Linked DNA regions of Homo sapiens: region 2 is linked to region 1. Evidence: chromatin loops called from intact Hi-C (ENCODE). Cell type or tissue: adrenal gland. All regions are shown on one strand. Links, peaks and the distances in the headings refer to the core of each region. The heading gives the core; the rest is flanking DNA.

Evidence for each region. Peaks named below come from ENCODE experiments on the same cell type or tissue, not always from the same donor. Only the 100,000 strongest peaks of a DNase experiment are listed, where the experiment ranks them.
Region 2: a loop joins it to region 1, with 4 times the contacts of the local background. A loop is called at or near these places in 64 of 110 quality-filtered maps.

The regions. Positions count from the first base shown.
Region 1 is chr2:42,085,539-42,099,531 of GRCh38, forward strand. It overlaps LOC105374531 (a long non-coding RNA gene), which reads right to left and starts at 12,255. Exons shown (of 2, transcript XR_940001.1): 1 at 12,079-12,255. RefSeq lists enhancers at 1,012-1,071, 13,424-13,743, 13,934-13,993. In adrenal gland, for the core only: a CTCF peak has its summit at 10,563 (motif pointing right); a DNase peak (open chromatin) is centred at 10,693; H3K27ac peaks cover 168 bases.
Region 2 is chr2:42,354,021-42,356,520 of GRCh38, forward strand. The region is part of intron 1 of COX7A2L (cytochrome c oxidase subunit 7A2 like); the gene reads right to left. Among named protein-coding and RNA genes, the nearest start is that of COX7A2L, 5.9 kb to the right of the region's middle. In adrenal gland, for the core only: no CTCF peak of the experiment used is centred there; no DNase peak of the experiment used is centred there.

The sequences.
Region 1 (13,993 bases), core at 9,105-11,604:
TCAGGACGGGCCACTGCCCAGGCAGGACCTAGCTTCTGGGAGCCTATCTAGGCTGATGGAGATCAATGAGGGGAAGGGAGGATCCAGAGGTACACAATCTTCTTCTCAGGAATTTCCTACAGGAAAAAGGGCAGCAGAGACCTGACCCTTTCCAGTGTGGGGGCTGTGACCTTGGCTGTGCCATAGGAGCCATGACAGGCCTGAGATAGAGTATGTGAGCTGGGGTATTGACAGGTCCTGTCATTGGTTTGCCAAGTATTTTCAAGAACATATGACCTGTCACGTACAGTGGGAGGCACAGGGAATGCAAAGGTGAATAAGACCAGGGTTCTGTGAGAGTTTGCAGTGGGATATTCCAATGGGGCGAGCCATGGGATTTGCAACAGGGATTGCAGAGGAGATTGGGAAAGGATCGTAAAGGCATTTGTTAAAAGTTCCAGGAATGAGGTGTGAAGGACGGCATGTGGTCTTTAATTAAGACCTGCAGTGGAGGCTATGATGGGATTGCCTGTTGGGGATATAATGGGATGTTTTGGGGTTGGTCCAGCAGCCGTAAAATGGGAATATAATGGGAGTGTGTTGGTAGATATAACAAAGTATGTGTGGGGTGGGGGTCGATAGGATAATCCATTGACAGAGCAGCCTTTCCTGACAGCTCAGATGAGATCAGATTCTTCCTGTTGATATGGTCTCATAGTATCATATTTATCATCTATTACACTTCCCACAATTGAAATGAGTCCATTGTTTTGTACTTATTTGCTTAATGTCTATCTCCTTTACTAGGCTGTAAAAGCTGTCGGGGCTGTTGCCATGGAGGGAGGCATGGGTGTTGCTCACTACTGTACCCCATTCTCCTCCCCGCCCCAACACACAGCCCAGGACTGGGCACATAGGAAGCTCTCAATCAATAATCACTCATGGAAAGAATGGATGGAGACAGGATCTAGAACTAGCTTAGCTCCATGATCATCAAGGTGGTCAAGCCCCCTCCCCAAATCCAGACCCAAATCCTGCAGGGTTGCTCAATGTCCTCAGAATAAGTAACGGTTTTGTTATTGAATCTGGAGACTTTGGTTTCATTTGAAGGGAGGTGTTGCCATCTGGTGCCAAATTGGAGAAATACACTGAGAGAAAGTTCCTTCTGCTCCAGTTCTAGCAGCCTCCACTGACTACCCGCCCGGTGACCGTCAGCCAGCCTTCAGCCCCAGCTGCACAGAAATCAGTCCCATCTTCTCCCACTGCCTCGGGAAGTCAGGCAGCAAGAGTTCAGAAAACAGAGACCATGCAGGCCCTGTGCTGGACTACCCCTTCATCAGTCCCTCCAGTCAGCTCTCAGGTCATCATGGGCGCACCCTCACTCCTTCCTAACTTTGAACCCAAATGCTCATCCTGAAAAGCAGCAGCCCAGTGTGGGAGCAGGAGCCACAAATGAAGCTTTGATTCCACAATTAACATATGAGAAATTTCTCATCATCCGAGATTTTATTTTGGTCAATCCAGTTGACCCGCTCTGGATGGTGGGCACTGATGGAGATTTTGGAGACAAAAGACTTGTTTCTATATCATATCCTGTCATTGGCAGATGAGTATATTCCCCAGAAGTTAACTTTTTCCTCCTCTTTCTCTCCTCTGTCCTTGCCTTGAAAGCAAACACCGCTTGGCTCACACGACAATGGGGCCCAGACTTTTTTCAAGTCCAACATTGAAATCAAGCTTACAAAACAGAGAAAATGGAGATTTAATCTGCAATATAAAAGGATGAATTGCTTTACAATGTGAGTCACTACAGTTTCACTGATTCAACAAATATTTGTTATGCTCCTACTGTGTGCCAGGCATCTTTCTAGCCACAAGGAAATCAGCAGTGAATAAAACTCCAGCTCAAAGGGGTCTACATTCCAATGGAGCATCTCTCACCATGGAGCTCCTTATCCTGTGTCCTCTCCTGAAAGCAGGAGCAGCATCAGCACCCTCCTCACTACCTCACCTAGCAATATGCATATGACATCTTAACAAGAGGACTGAACATTGAAAGGACGGCTTCACAGGAACACAGCTGCTCTATAAATGGAGTGTATATTTAAATTGTCTTTATATTTTATGGAACATGTTTTATTTGCATTATGTCACTTGGGTGGGGGACAGTGGCAGTGCCCCAAGGCCATCTCATAGAAGCATGCCAGCTGAGTACAAACACTGCATTCACTAAGCAAACCCAGATGCATGGCAGCTGCCTTGTTACTCCCCAGTCAGACCCCTAACACATTTTTTTAACTTATTGTCAAAAGAAAAACTTTTGACAAATTAAATTTAACAGAACTTATTTTAGCAAAGAACAATTCATTAATCAGGCAGCACTCAGAACCAGAAGAGGTTCAGAGAGCTCCCTTTGTAATGTGGGCAGTGAGTACTTTAGAACAGGGAAGTAACTTAAAAAAATAGCTTGATTAATTACAGCTAGGCATTTGCTTTATTTGGACGTGGTCTGGTCAGCTGTCAACCTATGATAGGCTGAAGTTCAGCTGCTTGTGACTCGCTGAAACCCAGCTATCTGTTAGAAAAAGTATAGTAGTTAGATTTTAGTACCTACTAAGTTAGGTCACAGATCATTACATAGAAACTCAATGTACAAAGACAGGGTCCAGGGCCAGGCACAGTGGCTCATGCCTGTAATCCCAGCACTTTGGAAGGCCAATGTGGGCGGATCGCTTGAGGTCAGGAGTTAGAGACCAGCCTGGCCAACATAGCAAAACCCTGTCTCTACTAACAATACAAAAATTAGCCAAGCATGGTGGCACGCACCTGTAATTCCATAAAACAAAAATTAGCTGGGCATGGTGGTGTGCACCTGTAGTCTTGGCTACTTGGGAGGCTGAAGCGCGAGAATCGTTTGAACTCGGGAGACGGAGTTTGCAGTGAGCTGAGATCACGCCACTGCATACTACAGCCTGGGTGATGGAGTGAGACTCCGTCTCAAAAAAAAAAAGAAGAAAAAAAAAAGACAGGCTCTAGGCCAAACTTAATTTAACACTATCAAATTAGAAAATATATTTTTGCCTATGATACTAGTCACAACCAGAGATATTAGGAGAGATGAGCACTCCTTATGTATTGCTGCTAGCACTGAAAATTGTTAGAACTACTAAAAATCAATCTGACAATATATTTAAAAACCTTGAAAAATATTTATACATACGGATTTAGTAGTTCTGAAGACATCTATACTACAAAATAATCTTAAAGATTTATGCACAAAGATTTTCATTTTAGCATAATTTACAATAGCAAACAAATTGAATCCACAAACATTCAACAGAGAATTATGTTATATTGGTATGATGTAAAAGTAGGCAGTCATTAATAATGATGTCACAGGCCGGGTGCGGTGGCTCATGCCTTGTAATCCAAGCGCTTTGGGAAGCCGAGGCAGGTGGATCACCTGAGGTCAGGAGTTCAAGACCAGCCTGGCCAACACAGTGAAACCCTGTCTCTACTAAAAATAAAAAAATTAGCCGGGCATGGTGGCCCACACCTGTAGTCCCAGCTACTCAGGAGGCCGAGGCAGAAGAGTTGCTTGAACCCAGGATGCAGAGGTTGCAGTGAGCCGAGATCATGCCACTGCACTCCAGCCTCGGCAGCAGAGTGAGATTCTGTCTCAAAAAAAAAAAAAAAGTCACAAATAATTTTTTGTGACATGGGGGAAAATATGTATCAAAAGTAGAACGCAAAATCTTATACATAATAAATTCATATCTATTTATTTAAAAAAAAAAAAAAAAAAGGTAAAAAAAAAACTAGAAGGAAATTACCAAAACATTGAAAGTAGTTAACTGTTGCTGGCCCCTAACCCATTCTATCTGGGAATTCTGAGGTAGTCATGGCCAGGGGGTATGTCATGGGCCATGTATGAGTTGTCATGGCCAGATGCTCCAGGGTGGAGCATCTCTGGGTGTTCTTCAGCAGAATGCTGCCCCCTAGCGGGCGGCCCACATCCTGGGCAGCTCAGGAGTCACTGGATTTCCTCGCGCTCCCGCGCCACCACTCTACTGTCACCCAGCGCGGCCCAAGTCAGCCCTGCCACCAACGCCCGCCGCGGTCGAGAAAAGGCACCCCTTAGCATTTATGGCTCTATTAATTTTCCAAAGGGTGGCCCGATTCTTTTAATTTCACTAGAGCCCTTTCTCTTCAATGACTTTTAAAATCTTCCCCCCGGGGCAAAGTTGAAGGACATAGAATACTACCCACTCATTCCACCTTAAAAGCATCTTCTGGAGCACCTTCAACTGGTACCCAGCATCTTGATCCTTCCCTACCTCAGGGTTAAGTGCTCCCCCACCAGAGCAGTTAATGCCAAGAGAGACTGTCCACAACGTCATTCTCCACCTTTCTCAGTCAATTGTGTCCTCACCACTGATCTCAAATTTTTGGTCACTGTTCCTCCCAGAAGACCCACAATATTTCATCCTTGTATCCCGCAATTCTTACCATGGGTGATAACAGTCAGCTTCCCTAGGGAACACTTACTGTAAATAGGCCAGATATGTGGAAAGATCTTAAGTTATTAATACCAATAAATAAAATAAATCACAGCAAAAGAAAAATTGGTCAATTAATAAATAACTGCTGTGTTGAAACACACACATACTCACCGCCCTTTCTGTAATAAAAAACAACTAAAAACATAAAAGTGAATGTCATGTGTCTGTTTTAAGGTGACGAAGCTAATACCATTGACAGAGAAAGCACTTTAAGGACCAAAATAGAAGGGAAGAAGCTCATCAAACAATCCCAGCTGAAGTGCTGTGGGCGAGGAACCTTCAGGTCCTGCCATGGAGGCAGGCCTCAGGCACAGACATTCTCATATGTGTGCGTAACAGAAAGGAGATAACTGCATTTCTCAGCACTCCTTCCAAGGAGCAGAATGAGCAATGGAAAGAACACTCCGAGAAGCTGGTTGGGCGGAGGTATGGGCAGGTGGTTGAGGCACACTGCTGAGGATAACAACAGATGCTCAAGTGACACAGGATAGGGTCCAGCTATGCTCTAAGGAGACAAGCTGTTGTTTAACTGGATGGAGGGCACATTTAGGGCCAGAGTATGACTGCTCAGAACTGTAGAGCGAGGAGGCTAAGATTACAAGGAGGAAGGCCAGGGAAGGAGGAGACACTGGGAGGAGTGCAGGAGAAAAGGGGAAAGGCCCAGGGTCTGGCAGGTAGAGACTTGAAGGAGAGCAGAAGTATCTAATGGAGATTAGCTCTTCCGCCTAGGATGTAGAAAACTGGGAAGAGCATTGTTCCAACCTTAATGACAAGAGAAAAATGGATAATCTACAAAATTCTTGACTTTTCTTGAGTCTATCAGGAGCTGAGGTTGCAATGCAACTGAACAGCCTGAAATCTAAGGAAAGATGGGAGCCTCCAGAGAGAGATGGGTGCAAGCATGAGCTCCCCTGTGGCAGAGCAAAGGAGGAAGAAACTCAAGCACCACAGAAGTGGGGTGTCAGGTCATTGAGCTACTTACAGAGAAGCTAAATGGTTGTGAGGCTTGTTTCTGTGCTTTATTGGGGTGGTTCTAGAGCAGTGTTCTAAATTGGGTGTGATTTTGTCCCCACCCCAACCCTGGGGATATTGTCAATTTCTGGAGATATTTTTGGTTGTCACAATTAGGAGCATGCTACTGGTATCTAATGGATAGAAGTCAGTGATGCTGTTAAACATTCTACAACGCACAGGAAAGCCCTCTACAACAAATAATTATTCAAGCACACACACACACACAAATATAAATAGTACCAAGGTTGAGAAACCCTGATCTAGAGTACCTTCGCCCAGTTAGTTTTACTCTACCTTCACCCAGGCCAGTTTTACTCTATGTAATGGACTGAATGGTTGTGTCCTCCCAAAATTTACGTGTTGACATCTTAACTCCCAAAGTGATGGTGTTAGGAAGTGGGGCTTTGGGGACATAATTAGGCTATGAAGGTGGAGCCCTGATGAATGGGATTAGTGCCCTTATAAAAGGGACCCCAGAGAGCTATTTTGCTGTCTTTCTGCAATATGAGGATACAAGAAGTTAGCTGTCTGCAGCCAGGATGGGCCCTCAGTGGAACCCAACCATGCTGACACCCTGATCTCAGACTTCCACCCTCCAGAACTATGAGAAATAAATTTCTATTGCTTATAAGCCACAATTTCTATTGTTTATATCCCAGCTTGTGACACTTTGTTATAGCAGCCAAAACTAAGATATCTTACTACTAAGATCTCTACTAAATGCTCCAAACATGCAAGAATGTCTCTCCACACTCCACTCTGGCTAGTTGAAACTTGCACATCTTCCAATCTGATGAGATGTGAGCTCTGGAAATTGTTCACCTTATGGCTTCCCGGTAGCTGTGTTGCTAAAAGCTGTTCACCTGGCTTAGCGGAGTCTTATCCCACACACGCACAGCTTACTGTTTTGCCAAAATTCAAGGAAACCCCATGCAGATTGCTGGAGCTCCTTCTCTGCATACCTCCCTTCTCTCCAGTACTCTGTCCACAAATTCCAGCTGCCTCAGCCTAGCGGACTTCCAATCTCAACACATCAACTAAATGAGGACTCCCAACTCTGTTAGGTTCCCCTCTCCTGTGCTTGCTCTGAAAAGTGCCTCCAGGCAGAAAGCCTGAGTGATCAAAGGGTTCTCCACGCGTCTCTCCCATTTCTGCATATCTTACAAGCCAAGGCACTAACCACCTCTGTTCCTATCTTTTCAAGAATGTTTGTACAGTAAACAGCTGTGAAAGATAGAGATTATGTCTCCCTGTGGAGGAAAGGGTAGGTTTGTGTATTGTCCACTGCTAGAAAGATATTGTCTTCCCCCAGGACAAAGTTCAAGTAGGCAAAGTGCCCATTTTGAATGCTCGTGGTTCCCTAAGCTCAGGGTTCCTCTTCTGTAATGCAGCCCTCTACATGGGCACATGCTACTCAGACTTCTTCATTACTCACAGAAACAGCAGTGGCCAAAGTACAAACATTTGCCCTGGTTCTTTGAGTCTCAGGAAGTTGCACAGGAACCAGGGCAAATGTTTGTACTCCGGCCGCTGCTGATGCTGTGAATAATAAAGCCCTTTGTCTCTGACCTAGAAGTCTTTTGTCTTCTGCCAGCATCCGTGAAATGGTAGCAAGCTAACTTGTTAACTTACAAATACAGTAAATTTCAGACTCCTTCACAATTCTTGACATACCTACTATGTGTGAGGCTCTGATTGTAAGAGGGGTACCCTACAAAACATAGATTATAAACTGCTCTTCTGCAGACAACAATCTAGTATGAGATAAAGATTTTAAAAGACAAACATATCATTTTTAAGTGGCAGCAAGTATCAAGAAAGAAATTAGGAAATTGCAACAGAGAATGACATGGGGGACAATTTTAGATTAAGTAGTTAGAGGAGGCTTCTCTGGACAGGAGACACTTAAACTGAGTCTTAGAGATAAGAACAAGCAGACCTATGGCAAGCAAAGGCAAGAGCCTCCCAGGCAGAAGGAATCACATCTACAAAGGTTCAGAAGCAGCAAAGAGTTTGGCACATTTTGAGGAATTAAGAAATCAATATGATTAAAGCATAGTGACCATGTGGGTGCTAGGTAAGCATGGAGTTAATAGGCAAGGTCTAAATCAGGGACCTCAATCCTGGCTGTACTTTAGAATCTACCAAGGAATATATCAAAAATATCAGTGCCCCAGGTCCATCCGAGAGCAATTAAATCAGAATGTTTAGGTGTGAAACTCAACCTCTGATAATCTTTGAAATAGTCCTAGGTGATTCTAATATGCAGCAAGGGTTGAAGACCACGGATCTTGAGGCTGCCAGAGCCTCGTAGGAGTCTGAGTTTTATTGAGGAGTTCAGATTTGAGTTAAAGTGTAATAAAAAGCCATTGAGGCCAGGTGCAGGTGGCTTATGCCTGTAATCCCAGCACTCTGGGAGCCTGAGGCAGGTGGATCACCCAAGGTCAGGAGTTCAAGACCAGCCTGACCAAACATAGTGAAACCCTATCTCTACTAAAAATACAAAATTAGCCAGGTGTGGTGGTGCATGCCTGTAATCCCAGCTACTTGGGAGGCTAAGGCAGGAGAATCACTTCAACTCAGGAGGCAGAGGTTGCAGTTAGCTGAGATCGCGCCATTGCACTCCAGCCTGGGCAACAAAAGCGAAACTCCATCTCGAAAAAAAAAAAAAGCCATTGAAGGGATTTAAGCACAGAAGAGATACCATGTTTTAAAAGGATCTCTCTTGGCTGCTGTGAGAAGGATGGATTGGAGGAGTTCTGTGGTGGAAGCAAAGAGATGAGCTGGGAAGTTAATCAACTTGTCTAGACAACAGGTGAAAATGGAGGCTTGGACTAGGGTGTGGCTATAAGAAGAATACTAGGAAACATGATTGGATGAGTAGAGCGGAGCCAGATCACAAATACTCTACAATATCAGATTGAGGAAATTAGGCTTTGTCCTGCGGGTATCAGGAGAAGTGGGATATTTAAGTATCACGAGTTGGGATTACATCCAGATGCAAGTCATAGAAAACAACTTGCAGTGGCTTAAACAAAGGTTTATTTTTCTTACATAAACAAGGAATCTAGAAGTAGTATCATTTGTTCAGTTGCTCAAGGTCAAGAGCAGCATCTTGGTTATTCCCTGATGGTTGCAAAATGGCTGCTGCAGCTCCTCTGTAAACAAATTCATGGCAGTAAGGAAGGAGAACAGGTGGCACCAGCCACCTCATCAGATTGGAAGATATACAAGTTTCTTTTAACAGGCATTGGCACATGTTTCTAGAGACCACATCCACCATTTTCACTGGTTGTAACTATGACTCCCTTTCCTAAAGGGAGAGCAGACAAGAAAAGATTTAGCTTTTTCTAGACACTATCATGCAGGGAAGCAAAAACTGCTAGAATTCTGAGCTGATGAATAACATCCTCAAAGAGGTGTTTTAGGAGGGTACAGCCCAGGGGACAATAGAAAAAGTGGAAAGAGAAGAACTAGCAAACCAAGCACATTAAGAGGCAATTGATGAAGTAAATAGGATGAAGATCTGAATTGAAATGAAGACAGCAGAAATTAAAAAGGGCTTAGCTGAAGGGATGTGTCTACTCACAGCTATAGGCCTAGAGATGTTTTTCTGTGCTTTCTTGTAAATGTGTATAACTTTTGCAAAGATAGAGAAATGTATATAAGTAGATGTGCATTTCTGTAAATTCATGTTCCTCTGTGTCCATAACTGTGTCATTTATTTAGCAAATATTTATTGAGCCCCTCCCTTTGTACAAGGCAGCATGCCAGGCACTATGGGGGAACACTAACATCGGTCAACCACAAATTCTACCCTCAAGGAGATTACAGACCAGAAAAGGAGAAAACACGCATCCCCAAAGAGCCAAAATGCAAGTTAGTAAAATGACAAATATCATAAAGTTATGAAAGTTCAGAAGAGAAAGTCATTCCCTTAGCTGGTAGAAGGTTCATCTGAGTTGCTACAGGCTTGCACCTGCAGAAGGTGGCATCTGAGCTAGGTCTTCTTTTGTTTTGTTTTATTTTGTTTTTGAGAAGGAGTCTTGCTCTGTTGTCCAGACTGGAGTGCAATGGCGTAATCTCAGCTCACTGCAACCTCCGCCTCCCAGGTTCAAGTGATTTTCTCCTGCTTCAGCCTCCAGAGTAGCTGGGATTACAGGTCCCCGCCACCAGGCCCAGCTAATTTTTGTATTTTTAGTGGAGACAGGGTTTCACCATGTTGGTCAGGCCGATCTTGAGCTCCTGACCTCAGATGATCCACCCGCCTCGGCCTCCCAAAGTGCTGGGATTACAGGTGTGAGCTACCGCGCCCAGCCTGAGCTAGGTCTTAAAGAATTAATAGGCCAGGTGCAGTGGCTCATGCCTGTAATCCCAGCATTTTAGGAGCCCGAGACAGGCAGATGGCTTGAGTCCAGGAGTTTGAGACCAGCCTGGGCAACATGGTGAAACTCCATGTCTACGAAAAAAAAATTAGCCAGGCATGCTGGCATGCACCTGTGGTCCCAGCTACTCAAGAGGCTGAGATGGGAGGATTACTTGAGCCTGGGAGGCAGAGATTGCAGTGAGCCTTGATCGCACCACTGCACTCCAGTCTGGGCGACAGAGTGAGACCCTGTCTCAAAATAAATAACTAAATAAAAATAAAAAGAATTAATAGAATGGGGGGGAGGAATGTAGGAAGGGGGCAAGTGACAACACAGCATTCTTGTCTAATTGGCTAGAAAGGGTGGTGAAAAATAAGCCTGGAAGAAGTAGATCCAAAGAACTGCATCTTCTTTTACAGACTAGCAAGTATTTACTGGACTCCTACTAAGGTGGAGGTACTATGCTGGAGCCTACATTTCTACATTTGTGTTTCTATGTTTTCACATATGTGTGCCTGTTTGTGAACAAGTATATGTTTTACTCTGTGTACACAGCTGTGTCTCCCTTTGTATGTTTTAGTTGGCATCTTAATGTGTACATTTACACAAAACTTTGTGTGTATGTGCCTACATATGCCCAGCAGGTGGCGCCCAAAATCATAACTAGCAAGGAAAATTTTACCATTGTATTCCCATACCCAGCACCATCTCTAACAAATTGAAGATAATAAATATGTATAGAATGAGTTGATGAAATGCTAACATGCCCCATGGAAGAAATGGGGGAAGGAGAGAAGTTCAGAGAGGCTGACCCATCAGCAAAGACCCCCACAAAGGGTCTGTTGGATTCATGGTCACACTCATAGAAGTCACAGAGGGGTCAGCAGGGGGATGTATGATAAAACAATAAAACGTATTGTTTGCTATCACCCCTAAGGCTTCTCCTCCTCATAATGGGGCATCTAACCCTGATCCTTTCCTTCAGCTCACTTTTATTTAGTGCCTAGTGAGTACTAGGACCTATGGGAAACACCACCTCTGCCCTGTAGGAGTTTACAATCTACGAAGAGAAATAAAGCTTATTAAGAAAATAATAATAACAGAGCTGGGCACAGTGGCTCACACCTGTAATCCCAGCACTTTGGGAGGCCAAGGAAGGAGGATCACTTGAGCTTAGGAGTTCAAGGCCGGCCTGGGCAAATGGCAAAATCCCATCTCTATAAAAAATTTAAAAATTAGCTGGGTGTGGTGGCACACGCCTGTAGTCCCAGCTACTAGGGAGGCTGAGGTGGGGGGATCACTTGAGCGTGGGAGGTAGAGGCTGCAGTGAGCCATGAGCGTGCCACTGCACCCCAGCCTGGGCAACAGAGTGAGACCCTGTCTCAAATAAATAAATAACAACCAATACAACCCTCTCTGCCTACTGCTGAGGAAGTTCCATCGCACCCCGTATGAGAAGTGCTCTGTTAAGGACAGAGCCATGGAGCCAGAGGAGGGTCCAATTGATCTTCTTAAGGACCTTTTGATCCAGAGGTCTCTGCCCAGTGCACATCTGGCCCTGGCACCTCCTCCCTAACCCTTTCCCACCCTGGCTCCTCCTCCCTAACCCTTCCCCACCCTGACTGCTTCCTAACCCCTCCCCACCCTGGCACCCTTCCATAGCCTGTCCAGGAGAAAGAAGGCCTCTGATTGCCCACAGTGACTCCTGCTCTGGTCATTTCACACAAGAACATAGATAGCACCATCAATATTCTCTTTGCTCACTTCACAGGGGAACTGAAACTTAGTTTTGTAGGAAAAACCTTGAACGAACAAAGATCTAGTAAATGGGACCAATTTCAGGTCGCTGCGCACTATGAGGGCTGGCAATGCCAAACATGCTAAAAGGCTGAGTTGTCATCATGGCTGGTTCTGGCTGCTCAGTCCTCCCCATTGCCTCGGTCCTTTCTCCGCGCTTCCAGCAGCACTTGGTGACGGATATATGATGCCACTGCCGGTCAAGGCTTCCCCATGAACCTCTGAGGAAATCCACATACCTCAGTCTGGCACTCAGGGCTCTCTGCAAAGTGGACCTCACCTCCTGCTCCAGCCACTTCTCCCATTATTCCTCTGTACCCACCTGCACCCCACACTCTCAGCTCCCCAGATATACTCACACTTTCTCTCCCCTGCACCTTTGCTGAGGCGGCTCCTTTTCCCTGGAAGGTCCTCCTTTCCCATCTCCACCTGACAAATGACCACCGCCTTTCAAGGCCCACTTCAAATGCCACCTCCTTCCTCATGCCTTTCATGCTCCACCCCAACCCAGTGTAGCCTCTCCCTCCTCTCTTGGCAATTGTCATCCTCAGCTTCATTATTTTAATGTTTATTATTCAAATACCAGATCCTTCTATTAGACGCTAAGCACTGCAAGGGAAAAATCTGTTTCTTATTCACCCAGCATCCAGCAACCCATCTGACATGGAGTAGATGCTCAAAACATGCAGAGCAGCCAGGCGCAGTGGCTCACGCCTGTAATCCCAGCACTTTGGGAGTCCAAAGCCAGCGGACCACCTGAGGTCAGGAGTTTGAGACCAGCCTGGCCAACATAGTGAAACCCTATCTTTACTGAAAATAAAAAAAAATTAGCCAGGCATAGTGGTGGGCACCTGTAATCCCAGCCACTCAGGAGGCTGAGGCAGGAGAATCGCATGAACCTGGGAGGCAGAGGTTACAGGGAGCTGAGATCGCGCCACTTCACTCCAGCCTGGGTGACAGAATGAGACTCCATCTCAAAAAACAAAAAACAAAAACAACTTTCAGAGGTGCTACAGCTAAGTCTGCTGTGAATGTGGACAGCTGTACTTCAATGCTACAAGACACAGGAGCAATGAACCGTGAGCTTCAAAGGGTCCACACACTGATGCTCTTTCCATGACAAGATAAAAATAAGGCCACACTGAGACCTACCAGGTGCCAAGTACCTCCTGGCCCTAACTCCCCCCACCCCCACCAGGCTCCTGGCCTCCTCAATCCTCAAGGACTGACCACCTAGAAAATCTCTCTCCTTCCCTTCCCTCTCCTCTGCCATGCCTTTCCTTCCCCTTCTCTTCTTTCCTCTGCTGTTCCTTAAAGCCCTGGGGCTTCTGCCCCCAGAACCCTGAGGGGAAAGTCAAAGGGCTGAGGGAGCCCACCCGCTTCTGAGCAGTGCAATGAGGAAGTGATGATCAGAGGTCACTGTCTTGGTCAGTTCCTGTTTCTGAAGCAAAGATGCCAAAATCTGTTCCTTTTTCTTGTGAAAAAATATTGGGGTTTTGACTTTCAAAATTCCCGGAACCAATGCTGTCACTGTGAGTTGGCTGCGTTTCTGTCTGCCTGTGTCTGTGTGAAAGGTCTGCCAGGGCCTCCTAGGCCTGCTCCTTGTGGAGGAGTGTCCAGAGGCAATGTTGGAAGTGACATCTCATTCCCTGACGCTCCTGAGTCCCACAGACGCCCATCAGGCCGGTCTGAGGAGGGGCAAGTGCATCAGGACAGACCTGGCTCGGGTCTCCTATTTCCTCCCAGGGCCTGGCAGAGGACTTGCTCTGAAGGGAGCCCCTCCCCAGGCCTAGATCAGGCTACTTGGAAGTCCCTGAAGTGGTGGAAACTTCAGCAGGCCACTCGGGCTCAGGTGATGTGGGCTAAGTTGGGAAACTCCATCTCTGTTCTGCTTCCGAGCTTGAAGCCATCCTACCCTGGAGGCAGGCAGACAAAGCCACCACCATGCTTGCCCCCAGCCTTGGGCCAGGGCATACCTCCCAAGCCCTGGTTTTATTTGAAATGGCTGGACAACACCACTTCATGTAGAGATCATGGATCCATCCACCTTGTGGAGCCCTAAGCTGAGAAATGAGGTACACCAGCATGGGGAGCAGAGGTGGGGGGATGGTGGGCTACAGAAACAGGTGCAAAGCAACTAAGCCAAACTCAGAGCCTCAAGCCAGGGTAAGAGAGAGAGAGTGGGGGTTGGCATTGAAGTTAGTATCAAGGTGTGCAGTTCAGAGTGGTCTTGGGGAAGCGGTGGTGCTAGACCCTCTGGACTGGGCCCACCTC
Region 2 (2,500 bases), core at 1-2,500, 260 kb after region 1:
AGCAAAGTCAGAAGAGGGAACCGCAGAGACAGAAGGTAGGTTAATGGTTGCTTCAGGTGGGGGCTTGGGGGCTAGGGAGGTAACAGTTAAAAGGTACATAGGTATCCATTTGAGGTGATTAAAAAAATGCTCTAAAATTAACTGTGGTGGTAGTTGCATATATCTGTGAATACACTAAAAAACCCTAAATTGTACCCTTTAAATGGGCAACTTGTATGCTATGTAAATTATATCTCAATAAAGCTGCTTTAAAAAAAGGTGGGGGGGATCTCTGGTTTTTTTATCTGAAAGGAATAAACCTACAGTGACAAATATATAGAGTAATCCAAAATAACCTGTAAATTAAAATAAGGAGCTAAGAGTTATAAGCCAATAAAAATCCTCCTTTTATGTTAAATTCTAACTAAGAAAAATAAAAATTTAAAGTCAGAAAGCATAATTCAAACCCAGCCTTTTCCTTTTACAGACAAAGAAGGAAACCTCTTGCCCAAATACAGTGATCAGTCCGCTGATTCTTGTCTCAAAGAAATCTAAATTTACCTATAATTGACAGGGCATATTATAAAGATTAGATATTGAAAACCTCAATGCTACTCCCACCAGGCAAGCACTAGATGAACAGGTCAATAAAAAGAAGCATTAAAGTAAACTTGGCTTCTATTTCTTCTGACACAGTACAGTAAATGGGAATGAACCATGGCCTGTTTTCTGTAACGTATTCATTCATTCAACATTTATTACTGATCACTTGCTCTACACTAGAAATACACAATGAATAACATTGCCACAGTCTCAGCCACCATGGATATTAATGTTATAAACCAACAGCAGCTAATATCTATTTAACCCTTGTGAAGTGTCAGTATCATGTCAAACATTTCACATGCATTACTTCACTTAATTCTGACAGCAACCCTATGAAGATATTACTATTCCCATTTTTCAGAGGAAAACACTGGAGAGAGAATAACTTGCCTTTGATCAAATAGTGAAAAGCAAGTCAAGTTTTCAAACTCAGGCCTTTCTCAAGTCCAGAGCCCTGGCTTTTAAGTATTCCACAACTCACACCCCACCCTCCCAATCAACTATTGCTTAAAAACAACAGCCCATTTAAAGAGAAAGTTTGGTCAGTAAGATGTTGGCCTACATTTAGAAATACAACACACTCAAAACAGAGACTCAGAGGAGTCAGAGAGGCAAACAGGGGCTCTACTATCAAGATCAAAAGGCTAACAAGAATCATGGTTTGAACTGGATGGAGAATGTTAGATACTCCTTTATATCATTCTGTGAGCTCACCATATTTTCTCCTTGAAATGCAAAAATTTCTTCTTGAATGCAAAAATGTAAAAACTCTTTCTACCAAGGATCTCCAAAAATGGCTTGAAAGTAAATTCATGTTTCGACAGGACTAATGTGAGAGTATTTTTGAAGGGATTGTATTTGTTTGTCCAAGCATGCAGTGATTCAAAACTACAGCAAAGTTTTTGAACAGTATCATCTGAAAACAGGAATACCAACCATCTTAATTTTAAATTAATTCCGTATTTCCCTTTATAATATTGTAAAAGTTTATAGAATTGAAGTTACCTATAATCTCATTATCTCATCCCATTAATTGTTATAAATTGTAACTTTTCCTCCAATGTTTATTCAGGTTTAATAATTTAACAGTCACAGTGTAAAATCCTACGTTCTTTTTTTTTTTTTTTTTTTTTTTTTTGAGACGGAATCTCGCTCTGTTGCCCTGGCTGGAGTGCAGTGGTGCAATCTCGGCTCACTGCAACCTCTGCCTCTCAGGTTCAAGCCATTCTCCTGTCTCAGCCTCCTGAGTAGTTGGGACTACAGGTGCACGCCACCACGCCCAGCTAATTTTTGTATTTTTCATAGAGACTGGGTTTTGCCATGTTGGCCAGGCTGGTCTCGAACTCCTGACCTCAGGTGATCCACCAACCTTGGCCTCCCAAAGTGCTGGGATTACAGGCGTGAGCCACCACACCCGGCCCATTCTGTTTTTTTTCCTTTTTGAGCTAGGCTCTTGCTTTGTCACTCAGGCTGGAGTGCAGTGGCGTGATCCTGGCTCAGGAGCTATCCTGAAACCTCCCAGGCACAGCCATGTTCCCTCTGCCTAGAATGATCTTCTCCAGGTATCCACGTGGCTTATACCCTCACCTTCTTCAGGTCTTTACCCAACCCCATAAGTCACCTTTTCAGAGAGATCTTTCTGACCACCCTTTTAAAAACTGCATGTCCTCCCCCTTGCCCTACTAACAACTTACCCTCTTTATTTTTCTCCACAGCACTTATCACCACCTAACATACTATGTTTTACTTTGCTTACTGTGTCTCCCCCCACTATAATGGAAGCTCCACAAGCACAGGATTTTGGCACATCTTGTTCACTGCTCCTATATTCCAAGACTTAGAAAAGCAACCGGCAGAGTAAGCGCATTCAGTAAATATAGGCAGAATGTTCAAATAAACTAAAGAAGGCTATAGC